Linked DNA regions of Homo sapiens: region 2 is linked to region 1. The links are chromatin contacts, found by Hi-C or POLR2A ChIA-PET in ENCODE. All regions are on one chromosome and are shown on one strand. The core of a region is the stretch at or near the end of the contact, and the rest is flanking DNA. Distances in the headings are between cores, read along the strand shown. Region 1 holds the start of CCDC14 (coiled-coil domain containing 14). Region 2 has its middle 16 kb from the start of KALRN.

The links. A loop is a pair of places that touch in the nucleus more often than their neighbours do. ChIA-PET counts read pairs that join two places held with the same protein, here RNA polymerase II (POLR2A). Pooled maps may share reads with other maps.
Region 2: a loop to region 1 is called in a pooled map, with 3 times the contacts of the local background. The contact joins the enhancer-like site here to the promoter of CCDC14 in region 1. A Hi-C loop is called at or near these places in 1 of 50 pooled maps. POLR2A ChIA-PET finds 5 or more read pairs at or near these places in 2 of 52 experiments (B cell and Panc1).

What each region holds. Positions count from the first base shown.
Region 1 is chr3:123,958,160-123,965,192 of GRCh38, forward strand. CCDC14 (coiled-coil domain containing 14) reads right to left here and starts at 3,070. Exons shown (of 13, transcript NM_001366335.1): 1 at 2,985-3,070. The coding sequence starts at 3,014. RefSeq lists a silencer at 3,078-3,388.
Region 2 is chr3:124,013,875-124,020,907 of GRCh38, forward strand. No RefSeq gene overlaps it. Among named protein-coding and RNA genes, the nearest start is that of KALRN, 16 kb to the right of the region's middle. Within about 2 kb of position 2,782, at least 2 of the 41 ENCODE cell types and tissues checked have a DNase peak (open chromatin) inside an H3K27ac peak, as active enhancers do.

The DNA of each region.
Region 1 (7,033 bases), core at 1,820-4,319:
TCTCTGCATCACACTCTCAGGGTCCTTCCCTTTGGTATATTTATGTCGATGTCTTGGCTGGAATCATAATAAAAAATCCAAGCCATGACACTATAATACTATACCCTGGATCGAGTCCAAAAACAACTACCACAATTAAAGTACACTGTCTGAGGTATATGTCTGGCATAACTGTAAGATTACATATGGTGTTTCTCCAAAAAATATACACAAGGCTATATTATAGAAAATCTGGTAAAGAAAACTACCCATGATAAAAGCACCTTGAAACAGTAACTGTCATATTGGAACAATTCCTTTCAATTTTTTTTTGTAGTTTCTACTATGAAATAATAGTACAAAGATGCCCTATATATGCTTCACTCAGATTCTGTGAACCTTGACATTTTCCATATTCTCTCTCAATATATATACACAGCAGTACTTTTTGCCTGAACCATTAGAGTTAAGTTTGCAGATACAATACTCCTTTACTCCTAAATGTTTCCTAAAAACAAGGCCATTCTCTAACATAACCACAGTATAATTATCAAAACCAGGAAATTAACATTGATACAGAATTACAATCTAATATTCAGACCTTATTCACATGTTGCCAATTATCCCAATACTGTTCTTTACAAAAAAAAACCCAAAAAACAAAAATCCCTCTGGTTCACGCCCAATCCATGCTCACATTCTGTTTCTATGAGTTTTAACTATTTAGGTACTTTATGTAAGTAAAATCATGCAGTATTTGTCCTTCTGTGACTAGCTTATTTCACTTAGCATAATGTCTTCAAGTTTTGTCTCTGTTGTTGCATATGACAGCTATTTCTTTCTTTTTAAAGGTTGAATAATAGTCCATTGTATGTATATACCATATTTTCTTTATCTGTTCATCTGCAGATAGAATTTGGGTTGTTCCCACATTTGGCTATTGTGAATAGTGCTGCAATGAACACAAGAGTGCAAATATCTCTTCTATATCCTGATTTCAATTCTTTTGGATAAATTCCCAGAAGTAGAATTGCTGGGTGATATAGTTCTATATTTAATTTGGTGAGGAATCTCCATATTGTTTTCCATAGCAGCTATACCATTTTACATTCCCACTGACAGTGTACAAGGGTTCCAATTCTTCCACATCCTTGCCAACACTTGTTTTCATTTTTTTAATGTCATCCTAACAGGGGTTAGGTGATAGCTCATTGTGGTTTTAATTTGCATTTCCTGGATTAGTGATGTTGAGCATCTTTTCATATACCTGCTGGCCATCTGTACATTTTCTTTGGAGAAATGTCTATTCAAATCCTTTTTTCGTTTTTTAACCAGGTTATGTGTTGTTCTGCTTTTGAGTTATAGAAATTCCTTATATGTATTTTGGATATTATTTATCAGATACATGGCTTGGAAATATTTTCTCCCATTCTGTAGATTGCCTTTTCACTCCATTAATCATTTCCTGTGCTGTGCAGAAGCTTTTTAGTTTGATGTGTCCATGCTCTTCTTATATTACCCCTGCTCAGCCCTGGAGTTGGTCATTTCTCCAAGAAGCCATGACTCCTTAGTGGACAGTGGTACGTGGAAACCAAGATCTAGGTACTAGATGTGTTCTTTGCTATTGGGGCCTCCAATCTTTTTTCATATGCATTTTTTACTTAGTCATAATACCTAGATATTTGCAATTTTAAATCCTGTGTTTTCTACTTTTAAATCTTTTTCATATTCATAAATTTTTAATGGTTGTATAATATTTCCTTCAGTGGAAGTAATATAATAATGGTCTTGGTTTGCTTCATATTTTTCACAATTAAAAAAACAAACCTGGAATAAGCCTTTCTATCTACTGAAAACAGCCTTTTTATATTTAGGATTAAAAAGAAAATTATTTGGTGAAAGGTTATTAGCAATTTAATAACCCTTGATACAAACTGCAAAGCTGCTCTCCAAAAGGAGTGTCCTAATCACAATACAGGAGAATCAGTTTGCTTTATTTTACACTTACTTCTACGAGGTTATTATCATTAAACTTTTAATTTTGCTATTTGAGAATCATATAAGCATTTCTTAGTAGTCATATCTCCTACCAACAAGTACAAGATAATACTGCCTTTGTAGAATGACTTACAGTGTGCTAAGGTCTTTCATTTTCACTTAATCCATACCCTGTGAGTTATTATTTGTGAGGTGGGAACCTAAATTTCAGAAAAGTGGTTTGTTCAAAGTCATACATCTACTAGGTAAAATGTTTAAAAGAAGAATGGACTCTGGCATCAGTTTTGTGAGTCTGAATCTTGTTTCCACAGCTGTGTAACTGCCAAGTTATTTGAATCCTCCAGCCCTCGATTTCCTCATATATAAAATAGGGATAATAGTACTTACCTCATAAGGATATCGTGACTATTAAATGAGTTATTCTATGTAATACATAAAAGCACTTACAGTAGCATCTGCCACATAAGTCCTATCTAAATGTTGGCTGCTGTTATCATTAAGATGGTGGCAAACTACGTGTTTTAAAGGGAACTAAATTTTGTTGTATGTCTACAACAACTGTGTGATCGATGTTTTTACCGGGTTCTCTTATTTAACCTTCTCAATTCTTTGAGACAGGATTTTATGCTTATTTCTGCCTATTTTGCAGCTAAGGAATAGGAAGTTCTGAGCAGTAAAAAGTAGTAGACTCTCAATCTGCAGGTGACTGAAGCTAGGAGAGGTTAAGTCACTCGACGCAGCGGCGAAGGCTGGGACTCGAACCCGGGCCTGACCCCAAAGCCGGCGCTCTAGACTAGGGCTACGACGATTTAAACAGAAACATCTAGAGACCGAGCGGCCGTGTTACGACGGGAAGATTAGGTGTTCCCTGCACCTCTGTCCCAGCACTTTAATGTCGCCGCATTGTCTTTGTCTTTTTTCGAGCAGAGTTTTACAAGTTCCTGGCCCGAAAACCCCCCTGTCCCTCTCCATCCCCACAGCGGACTCCTCAGGTCCTCAGCCCTCACCTGGCCCGGTCGAGCTCCAGACCTGACCATCTCTCGCCGCCTCAGAGAAGCCCAGACCGAGGGAAGTGAAGCCTCACGGTAAAAAGAATTAACCGCCGTGGGCTCCCGGACCTTCTTGGCCCGCCCGCCGAGCTTCCGCTTCCGGAAAGGATCCCGCCGAATGCCGCGCTTCATAGTCTCCGACGCGCCTCCACTCCCTTTCTCCTGCTCCAGGCCCAGCGCCTTGGGCGTACGCAATAGACCCCTCCAAGCTTCCCGGCTTGTCACCCACCGGCAGGGGTTGGGAGAAGCCAATAAACGGCGAACGGGGCGGGGCCAAGGCATGGCTGGGGCGGGGCCGGGGCGGAGCCGCCGAGAAAAGAGTTAAGCGGAGGTTCCAGGACTTGCGGTGGGGAAAACGGGGACGAGGACCCGCCAGCGCCAGAGGATGGGACAGGGGTAGGAGGCGAATAGGTTTCAGAAGGAATTGAGCGCGACTTTTTGGGTTTTCGCTCTTTATTTTTAGTTTGGCATCGTGTGCCTTTTGGAAGATTTTGTTCTTGATATTCTATAAAAATAAGACCTCGGGGTTGTTACCTTTGCGTGTGATGGAAATTGCAGAATTATTCCCTGTGGCCACTGATCTCAGAACGGTGTTCATTAGTTGGGATTTTGGGTTTACTTCCATGCGTACTTGTCTCCTCTTATGTTGAGGTAATTACTTTTGATGAAAAATGACACAACATTCTTAGTATTGGCATGTGCACTCATTTTAATGAGGATTTTAGTCATTGGTTTTTAAGGCATTGAGTTTTGGGTTAATGATTTAAATCAAGTTGAAGAGAGATAACTCAGTTTATTCCATTTCAACTGTCACCCAGGCAGGAGTGCAGTGGCGCAATCTCAGCTCACTGCAACCTCTGCCTCCTGGGTTCCAGCGATTCTCCTGCCTCAGCCTCCTGAAGAGCTGGGATTACAGGTGCGTGCCACCACACGCGGCTAATTTTTGTATTTTTAGTAGAGACAGGGTTTCACCCTGTTGGCCAGGCTGGTCTCACACTCCTGACCTCAGGTGATCCGCCCGCCTTGGCCTCCAAAGTGCTGGAATTACAGTGGTGAGCCACCATGCCCGGCCTCATTTCTTTTTAATGGAGAAAAGAGCTACGCTTTAAAAGTCTGTTACAATTAATGTCAAAGCCCAGGAACTAAAATATGTCCACCAAAATATCACACACTTATCCTGAGTGATTTTAGGAAATGAGTATTTCACAGATTTAGTTTTGAATTAGATCAAACTGTGAAAACCTCTCCTTTCCTTCCCCAGCCCTCACATAACTTCATAACTTGCTGACATATTCACCTGAAATTAAGGGGTTTTTTTTAGTTAAGTTGATATTTTTTGAATTCATATTGATTTTTCTTAATACATGTTTATTTTAGAAAATATAGATAAGCAAAAAGGAAAAGACCACCCATAACCCCATTACCCATGAGTTATCACTTTGAACAGCTTGGTGCATTCCCTTCAAGATTTTTTCCACCTACATATATATGTATAAATGTATTACGACAATATGAAATAATAGGTATTACTGTAACATGCGTGTTTTCTCTTAATATCTAATCAACATTGTTTCTCATTAGTCTACAATTATAAAATGGCTGCCTGGTGTTCCATGATTCACTTCCCTAGTGTTGGGAATGTTATGCCCCCACCCCGTTTCATTTTGTTGTTTGCTATTATAAATAATGTTGCAGTGAGCTGAGATCTGCAAATGAACTAGATAGAGAGTGGAGAGCAGAGTATTCTAAAGATGTGGAGACAGCATGATGTTGAGAAAGAGAAACCCAGAGAGTTCCTTGCTGCTGAAGTATAGACAGTGGGGATGGAAATATATGTAGGGCCAGACTATGCAGTCCTCATAGACTACATGATTTGGCTTATTATCCTAAGGCCATTGGGAATACATAAAAGTTCAAGCAGGGGACACAGTGAACTGACTGGGGTTTTACAAAGATCAATGGCTGTAGTGTAGAGCAGGAATCTGAAATCTACAGTCCCTGGCAAAATTCAGTCTGCCATTCTTGGATGTAGCCTGAGAACAGTTTTTACATTTTCAGGTAGTTTTTTTTAAGTCAAAAGAATTATATTGTGTGATGTGAAAAGTTACCTGAAAATCATCTCAGTGTTACAAAGTTTTATTGGAACACAGTCACGCTAATGTGTTTACACATTATCTGTGCTACAACTGCCAAAGTTGAGTATTTGTGATAGAGACCGTCTAGCCGGCCAAGCCTAAGATATTTACTATCTGGGCCTTTACAGAAGAAGTTTGCTGATCACTAGCATAGAGGGTGCTTGGGGGAAAGGCAAGTATGGGTGTGAGCAAGTTCTCTCCTCCTGCATCCATTCTCTGTCCTCCCCTTGGACTGACATCAGTCAGACATGCCCTCCAGCTTCAGGTTCTGTTTAGTCAATAGAAGAGGGAGAGAATGGGATATTCCTGCTCTCTCAGCACCGTTTGGCTGATGCACTGGCCCTCTGCATCATCAGGGGAGCCCCTGGAGCTCCAGTCCTCTCACACTCTAATAAAACATGTCCTTCCCTTTGTCTTTTCAGTCTTAGGGGTGATAATGGTTTGCTAGTCCCTGGGTGCCTCAACTCCCTTGTTGTTTTCCTTGTCCATTATGTAAACCTTTTTCTGTTTGTTTTGTTTTGTTTTTTGAGACAGAGTCTCGCTCTTTCGCCCAGGCCGGACTGCAGTGGTGCTGTGTAGGCTCACTGCAAGCTCCGCCTCCTGGGTTCACGCCATTCTCCTGCCTCAGCCTCCCGAGTAGCTGGGACTACAGGCGCCTGCCACCACGCCCGGCTAATTTTTTGTATTTTTAATAGAGGCGGGGTTTCACCATGTTAGCCAAGATGGTCTCCATCTCCTGACCTCGTGATCCGCCCGCCTCAGCCTCCCAAAGTGCTGGGATTACAGGTGTGAGCCACCGCGCCCGGCCGTAAACCTTTTAATTGTCCTCAAAAATCTAGATTGTCTTCTGTTCCCTGTGAGGACCAGACTGATAGGAAGTCCAGATGAAATATGTTGGTAGCTGGGAGGGGATGAGGGGACCTAAGGGAGGTGGTGGTGAGGGAAGGTGAAGAGGACATATTTGAGAGATGCATAGGAGGTAAAATGGAGAGCACTTGGTGATAAGAGTTGGAAAGTCAGGCAAGGGGAAGGTATTTGTTGACCCTGGTTTCTGGGTTTTGTATCTTGGCAGGTGGTGGGAGAGATCCACATTTAGGAAGGAAGCTTGTGAATTCATTTCTCTCCAACATTTTATTATGAAAAAAATGCAAACCAGGAAAGTCATTTTTGGATTTATTAAATTAGGGAGTACTTTGGAGTCATCCAAGAAAAGATGTCAAGTTAGCTACTGGATAGTTGAGTCTGGAGCGTGGCAAAGACCTGTGGGCTGCAGATACACCTTTCCGAGTTGCCTGTGGCTTCCGAACTTGTTCTCAAATTACTTCCTCAAGAAAGCCTCTCTATCCTGCCCCTGCAAACTAACTGTGTGCCTCATGCTACTATGTAGTAGCATCGTTTCTCACAATTATAAACTTGTGTTTAGTTATGTAATATCTGTCTTCCTAAGTAGAATTTAATCTCTATGAAAGCAGGGACCTCACCTTGTTCAAAGCAGTATCCCCAGTGCCTAGCACAATCCCTTGCACTTGTAGGAATTTCTTAATTATTTGTTGAATAAACCAATGAATCAGCCATTGTTTGGACTGCTTTGGTGCACTGGGGCTGACAGCTACTTGAATGTCCAAGGCTCAGGATTGTCCAGGACTAGCCCTTTGAGCTTGGTCCGGAGGTTTAGTGCCTCTAGTATCATGGATACACAACTCTGCTTGTCTATCCAGTCTTTCATAATTCAGCACATTGGACCAATGACTTTGCCAATTGGCTCACCTCTGAAGTGTGAAAGTCTCTGTTCAGGTTTGACCATGTTCCAGTTTATAGGAAATGACCAAAGTTGAAAGTATATGAAGATCTAAACTAAAAACACAGATTTAT
Region 2 (7,033 bases), core at 1,532-4,031, 55 kb after region 1:
TGGAGTCTCTAAGGGAATATGGCTTCTCCAATACTTTCTCAAACAGCTGTTGAGAATCGTCCTTTGTAGTGAGAAATATTACTGATGTGGAGCCAGGAAAAAGTATGATAGCCACGGCAGTAGGGGGTGGTTGTGTGTGTCCTCAGCTCAGTTATCTTCTTAGCATGGGACTGTGAACTCAAGCTCATGTGCAACACAACCCTGCACCTCAAAAATACCTGGGACAGTTGCTCAGTGAGTAGTGGTACGTTTAACTTCCTTCCAATTTGGTTTTTCCCATCTGGAAATATGGAGCTAGTGTGAGAAACACTGAATACATATCCCTCAGGCTGCCTTGCCATTTCAGTGTCTTCCAGACATCTTCCATCTGCCAGGATTTGCATCTTGGTGCTTGAGAACTTTACCTGGAACCCTCGAGGGTCATGGGCCTTAAAACACATGACAGTTCAGAAACACTGGAAAATTAACTGCCCTATCCCCCAGGAGCATCTGTCAACCAATGAATGGTGGGAGATGATGTATAAATATCCCAACGATGTTATCCCTTGGGTGGAATAATTCTGAGGTGTGTGTCTTAGACAGTTTCTCAGAGTTTCTCTGCAGGATTAAGCTATAGTTGTCCTCTGTAGTTGGCTTAATAATCCACTTTTTATTGGCTGTCTTCCTTTCCCTGACTCACTTCCTCACTCACTTGCTGGTATTTCCCTGGATTATCTCCCAAATAAACCACTTGTTCTAAAATCCTTGTTTCAAGGTCGGCTTCTGGAAGACCCCAAACTAAGACGATTCTCCAGTATAAGTTAGCATCATTAAACACACATTGCTGGAGAGCTGCTAAAGGAGAGAGATACTTCCTCCTCTTCTTACTTCTTCCTCCTCACATCCAAGGCAGTGGGGCTTGTGCCAAGATTTGTGAGCTGTGCTGGATGCTGGATGTGCTCTCCTCCACATAATATCTGCTCTGTGAAGACAGACCTTAGGGAGGCTTTTCCTCTTTATTGTACTTCAGGCACCATACTCATCACATGACCCAGCAATTGCCTGGGCTTTGCAGGCTCCAGATGGTCTTCCCACATGTTAACCCTCACAACAACCCCAAAGATAGGTCTTATAGATCCCTATTTAGTAGGTAAGGAAACGAAAGTTCCAGTGTTTTCCCAGGATCACTTGGTGGTACATCCCTGCAGGCCAACTGGAACTTGAAGCAAGCGACACAAGCTGGAGACTCTTATTTTCTCTACAGGACTGAAGTTTCAGTAAAGAGTCAGTTAACACAGTGGATTTTTCTAAGACTTTGGGGTTTGAAAGATCACTGGACTGGGCCAGAAAAGAGGAAGCAGAAAACATATCAATTCTTAGAGTGTGATATGTGAGATTCTTCCAAATGCTCTGTGGTCTGGTTCCATTGCCCCACAGAAGGTAGATGGCAGCTTGGATAAGATCAGGCCTTCCAAAGCAGACTCAGGGTTGGAATTTTTGCTCCATCATTTACCAGCCACGCTACTTGGGTTAAATTACTTAAACAGTCTGAACCTTAGCTTCTTCATCTGTAAAACAGAGATAATAATAATATTTCTCACAGGGCCACTGTGAGGATAAAATTAGATAATGTACCCAAATCTCTTCACACAGAAAAGCCTTCCCCTGGTGGATCTCTCATGTACCCCCTGGATTTTCTAGGAGAGTGTGGCTTCTCCAATACCTTCTCGAACAGCTATTGAGAATCACTGCTTGTAATGAGAAATATTACGAATGTGGAGCCAGAAAAAGTCTGACAGCCTTTGCAGCAGGGGGATGAGGAGGAGGTGGTTGTGTGTGTCCTCAGCTCAGTGGTAGGTGCTGGGCATGTGGTAGGAATGAAAAAGAAAAGGTAGCTATTATTAGTAGAATAGTATCTATAACTTTTATTTTTTGGCACAAATTAACAATTTAACAAAAACCAGACATTATTTTTGTTGGTGCTTTACCGGAAACATTGCTGTTTTCTAATGACTTCTGGTAGTAGTTTGTCATTATTTTTTATTTTAGGTTTTATTTTGTGTAAAAGGACTAAGTGAGATGGGTGTTTGCAATTTTTTTCTTTCCAACTGACTAGCTAGTCAATGCTCCTTTGGACCCCAGCCCACCGCCCTGAAAAAAAGGAAAAAGAACAAATTGAGAACTTATGAAACCACAACCCAGAAACCTGAATGTTTTTCATTTTAACTTTTCTTGGAAAAATTTGATGAAAAGCCTGTGCTGTGGTTTTAAACGGCATTGGGATGCCCGTCTCCTGTCCTTACCCCTAAGCTTCTGAACGTGATTTATATTTCCCTATTTTAAGCTAGTGCAGATTTATGAGACTTTAAACACCATGGTTGGAGTTACTGGAGGTTTAAAGAGATTAAGCAGGTCCAGTAGCACCTGGAGGTGTATAAGTTGTTTAAAAGATTTATCGGCATTCCCATGTTAAAATTCACTTCTCAAGGATTCTCATATCCTGGATCTGAATCTATTTTGGGCAGAGGAGTAAATTTTTAGGATGTTTCATAAATGGAGGAAAAAACCCATCCCTCTATCGCTTCTTGCTTTGTTTTTTGGGCTGTGCCTCTGCCCCCTCACCTCTCTATCTTGCATGTCTAGCTAGTTCTGTCTCTGGGGTTTCCCTTCTCTCTGTTCCTGTCCTCTCTCAAGCGGTTGATCTCTTAGTGTTTCTCTGTGTTCACAAACTCAGCCTTTGACCCAGGAACCTAACAACAGCCAGAGGGAGCCTGAAGCTTTCTTGCCTGCCCTTGGCTCCTTGTGGTCCAGGGAGGGCTGCGGTGGTGGGAATGCCTGACACAGGGTAAAAAATCTCTGTGTTTACACCAGGGGGAGCAATGACTCCGTGGCTGAGAGGGGCTGGCTAGAGTCTGGAGTTTCCAAATGTCCATTCAAAGCAAGACACAATTCCTAGGTAGTTAAATTTAGGAGACTCTGTATTGAATGACCTTGAAAATAGGTTCAGGGCACAACATGGGCACACCGCTTTGTCATATTCTACAAATACTGGGGAGAGCCAACATTCTTCTCATTGCCAATAATTATGCTCATCAGCCTCCACGTCTTGCCTCTCACGTTTCTTCCATGTCCCAGCTCTGCCCACCCTGTCAAATCAGTGTGGATGTAGGGAACATGAACACATTTTAATATCAGCCTAAACCAGACATCACTGGGAAGGAAATTGGAGAAACCATTCCAAAGTCAAGTAAAAATAGCTTGTGAATATGTACTCCATGGTTCCATTTATGTGAAACCCTACAAAAGACAAATCTAATCTACAGTGACAGAAAGCAGACTGGTGGTTGCTTGGGACTAAGGTGGGGGCAGATTGGCTGAGATGGCACAAGAAAACTTTTTGTGATGTTGAAAGTATGCTATGCCTTGATTGTAGTGATGGTCGGACAGTTATATAAAGTTGTAAACACTCACTAAAATGTACAATGAAAATGAGTGTGAACTATACCTTGGTTTTTAAATGTCTCTGTTGTACATTCACACCAGCCTTTACCTCCATTAGCATAGACAATAGGAAGCTGTGTGTGAATCTTAGAATGCTCCCCAATCCAGGAGTGGTTGTTCAACCAGCCTATGCTGTGTGTCTATAGAGGGCACGGATAATCCAAAGCAGCAGATGAAACACCTAATTAGTTCTAATTGACTCTGGACTTTTTCTGTGCATTTGCCTTCCCTGAGTACAACCTGACTGACAGGAGCGGGGAGAGTAGGCAGCCAAGAAATGTGGCAGGGGAGGCCAGATTAAACAATTACAAGGGAGGGACAACAAAAGGGTGACTGACCACGCAGATGATAAAGAATTGTTGACTTTGTAATGTGAACTCATATTGTGCAAAGCAATTGGTGAGGTGGAGCAGATGTGCATTAGAAACGAAACCAACCACCCGGAATGGTCATGGTCTCTGGATAACAGGGGAGCTTCATCGACTCCATCTTTTCCACATCTCTAATTAAAATTTTGATATTACTTAAGTCAGGCACACTGCTCTATTCATTCCGACATCTGAATATCCATTTTAAAGTGGGCTAGGCTCACCCAGAGGATGATATAACTAGATTAAGAGATGGTGTGAGGGTTTAGAACATTGGATTTTTTGTCCCTGTTTGTGTGACCTTCTGGAAAATCTCTTGTTTCATTTATTTTTTTCTTTATTCCCTTATTCAATAAAATTATTGAGCACCTATTATAAACCAGGCTGTTTGCCAGACATTGTTGACATATTGCTATAGGCGTCATTTTCCTCATTTGTAAATGCTCATTCTGGGATCCCTTGACTATCCTGACCACTGTGCTAATGGTAGGTAGTGATGAGGTCAGGCTCTGAGACCTTCAATGCTGTGCCTCAATGTTGAGGCTGCCTCAATATAAAAGATAAGACTCTCCAACTTCCTTGGTCTCTATCTTTTTAAAGAGTGGCTCCAGATCACTGAAAGCATCTTTGTCATAAAAATTCCATGGAAATGAAATTAAGCATTTTAGTTTTATTTGTTGAAAATCTGTCCTTTAAAAACCTCCTGAGACCATTTTAAAGTTAATTTCTTATTGCTTCAAAGAACAAACTCACATATAGGTATGAACTAACATTTGATCTAGCGCAAGGCAGTAAACTAGGGTTTTTGTCAGGCCTTTCTCCCTGATTTGCAGTGTTCCCTGGCACACCCACCCCCTCACTAAGCAAAATTTAGAAGTCAACAGACACAAAATTACTTCTCCCTTGAAATCTTCCTCACACTTATTTTCAAGCGTCCAAGAGATACAAGCTCTTTTCAAGCATACAAGATCTGTTCCCTTCCAGGTCATCAAGTCAACTCTCAGAAAAGAGTCTGATAGAGTGAGATTCAATTTCTACTCTGTCCATTTATAATGTGTGACCCAGGGAAAGTTCCCTAACTTCTTTGCCCTGCAGTTTCTTCATCTGGAAGTGAGGATAACAATATCTACTTTGAGTTGTTGTCCAGTTTAAATAAAATAATGGATGCAAAAATGCCCAGCCAATAGTAGAAAATCAATGGAAGTTGTTATGAAAGCCTAGCAGAGGTGAAGGCTGGAGATTAGCGAGAAAAGTTCTGCCACAGAGTGAGAAATACTCCATGAGGAACCAGGACCTTCAGTCTTTGTTGAGTAGGTGGCTCCTATGGAAGGATAGGATCTTCAGATTATTAAGCTCAGAAGTATGTATTATCTATCTGGGAGGACTGGCATTCTAAAAGGGGAAATAGGTCATCCAGATGCCAAAAATGGGAGGGCCCAGAACCCAGCTATAGGAAGAGTGAATATGGAAGAAAATGATGAAGAAAAAGTCAGCTCCAGCAAGCTGTGGTGGCCATAACAGCAGATGCCACCATCAGATTACCTCCACATTCCCCCAGGAAAAGTTGACATTTCCTGGTCCTTTCCAAAGAAGCTGCAGTCCCACCAACAGGTCAAAATTAGTATCACAAAGAGGGCTGAGAACCTGAAGATGGAGCATGTCTGCTGATCTGAGAACAACAGACAACCGGCTCCAGCTGTGATTAAAGTTGGTTGGAATTCACAGCTGGTAGAACAATGACCACATTAATGAACTGAACTTCGGCTTACCCTCCTGTTCCAAAGTTCTTCTTCTTCCCTCCACACACACAGCCAACTGTACTATGGAGATTTATGGTGTTAGCACCTGAAGAGTTGGATGGCCTTGATTGCTGTTAAATAAACTCTAACATGTATGATTTGAAAACACAGTTACAGGATGCAAACTTGCTAAGAACACCAAATAAGAACCAACTATATTGTAGAGCTCCACGTGGGCAGGGACAACATCTACATTTTTTACTACTTTATATCAAGCATCAAGCTCGGAGCTTCTTTGGTGTCCAACCATCCTGGTTTGCCTGGAGCTCTCCTAGCTTCAGCACTGAAAATTCCTGTGTCTCAGGAAATTGCTCAGTCACAGATAACCACGGATGGCTGGTCACCTGGACTTGGCACATAATAGATGGCCAATAAATTTTTGTCAACCAAAAGAAATGCATTAAATAAGTAGTATAAGTGTAACTGGAATTACAATGTAATAAGTTATATTAACTACTTTTGATACAAATCAGCCTCTAATAGATACCGGTTTGAAGTTGAGTTTGATGAAACCAGCATACTAGTTTGATGATATATAGACCAGTTTTGGACTTCTATACATTCTCATTTCTGTCCCTTCTTTTGACCTTACTGTGTATGTCTGGGCAATTAGTCAGCAGCAGGGCCACACAGTTTCGAACTGTCAAAACATGGTCAAACATGACTAGGATTTCTAAAGTTTATTTTCCTAATTATTTACTTTCCCATCCCACCTACATAGAAGCCAGGTGTTTTAATATGATCCATAGCATACACTTGGGAAAGAAGGAACATTTGTGCAGTCTAAGAAATTCAACAATCCTTTACTGAGTGACTGCTCTGGGCACTGTGCTGGGGGCTGCAGGGCATTCAAAATGAGTGAAAAAGGATCCTTGCCCTTAGTAGCTCTCAGTCTAGGGATAGGATGTATGAATAAACAGACATGAATATTTATGATATGAAGCATATTGGTATACTATTTTAATGATTTTAGTTGTGCCCTGTATGACTACAAGAGAGAGGGAGGTTGATTTTGAGGCATTGTGGAATGTCCACCTGAAAGAGGTAGGATTTAAGGTGGGCTTTGAAGAAAGTACAGGACTTCAAAAGTTGGCTATTGGGTGGGGAGAATTTCTTTCCAGGTAGAAGGGAAAGTAAGGGCATGGGAATTAGTTGCATTAGGCCACTCACTACATAAACCTGACTAAAGGGACTTAACTAAACAGAGACGTATACAAGAAGCCCAAGGCTAATGCAGAACTTCAATGAGCCATCAATGCCCTAGGCTTCTTTTCTCTTTCTGCTCCACCATCCTTAGCTTGTGGCTTTGTTGATCTGTGTTCCCAAGATGGTTGCTCCACCTCAAGCCTTATGTTGTGCACAAGGCAGGAAAAAGGAGAAAGAAAA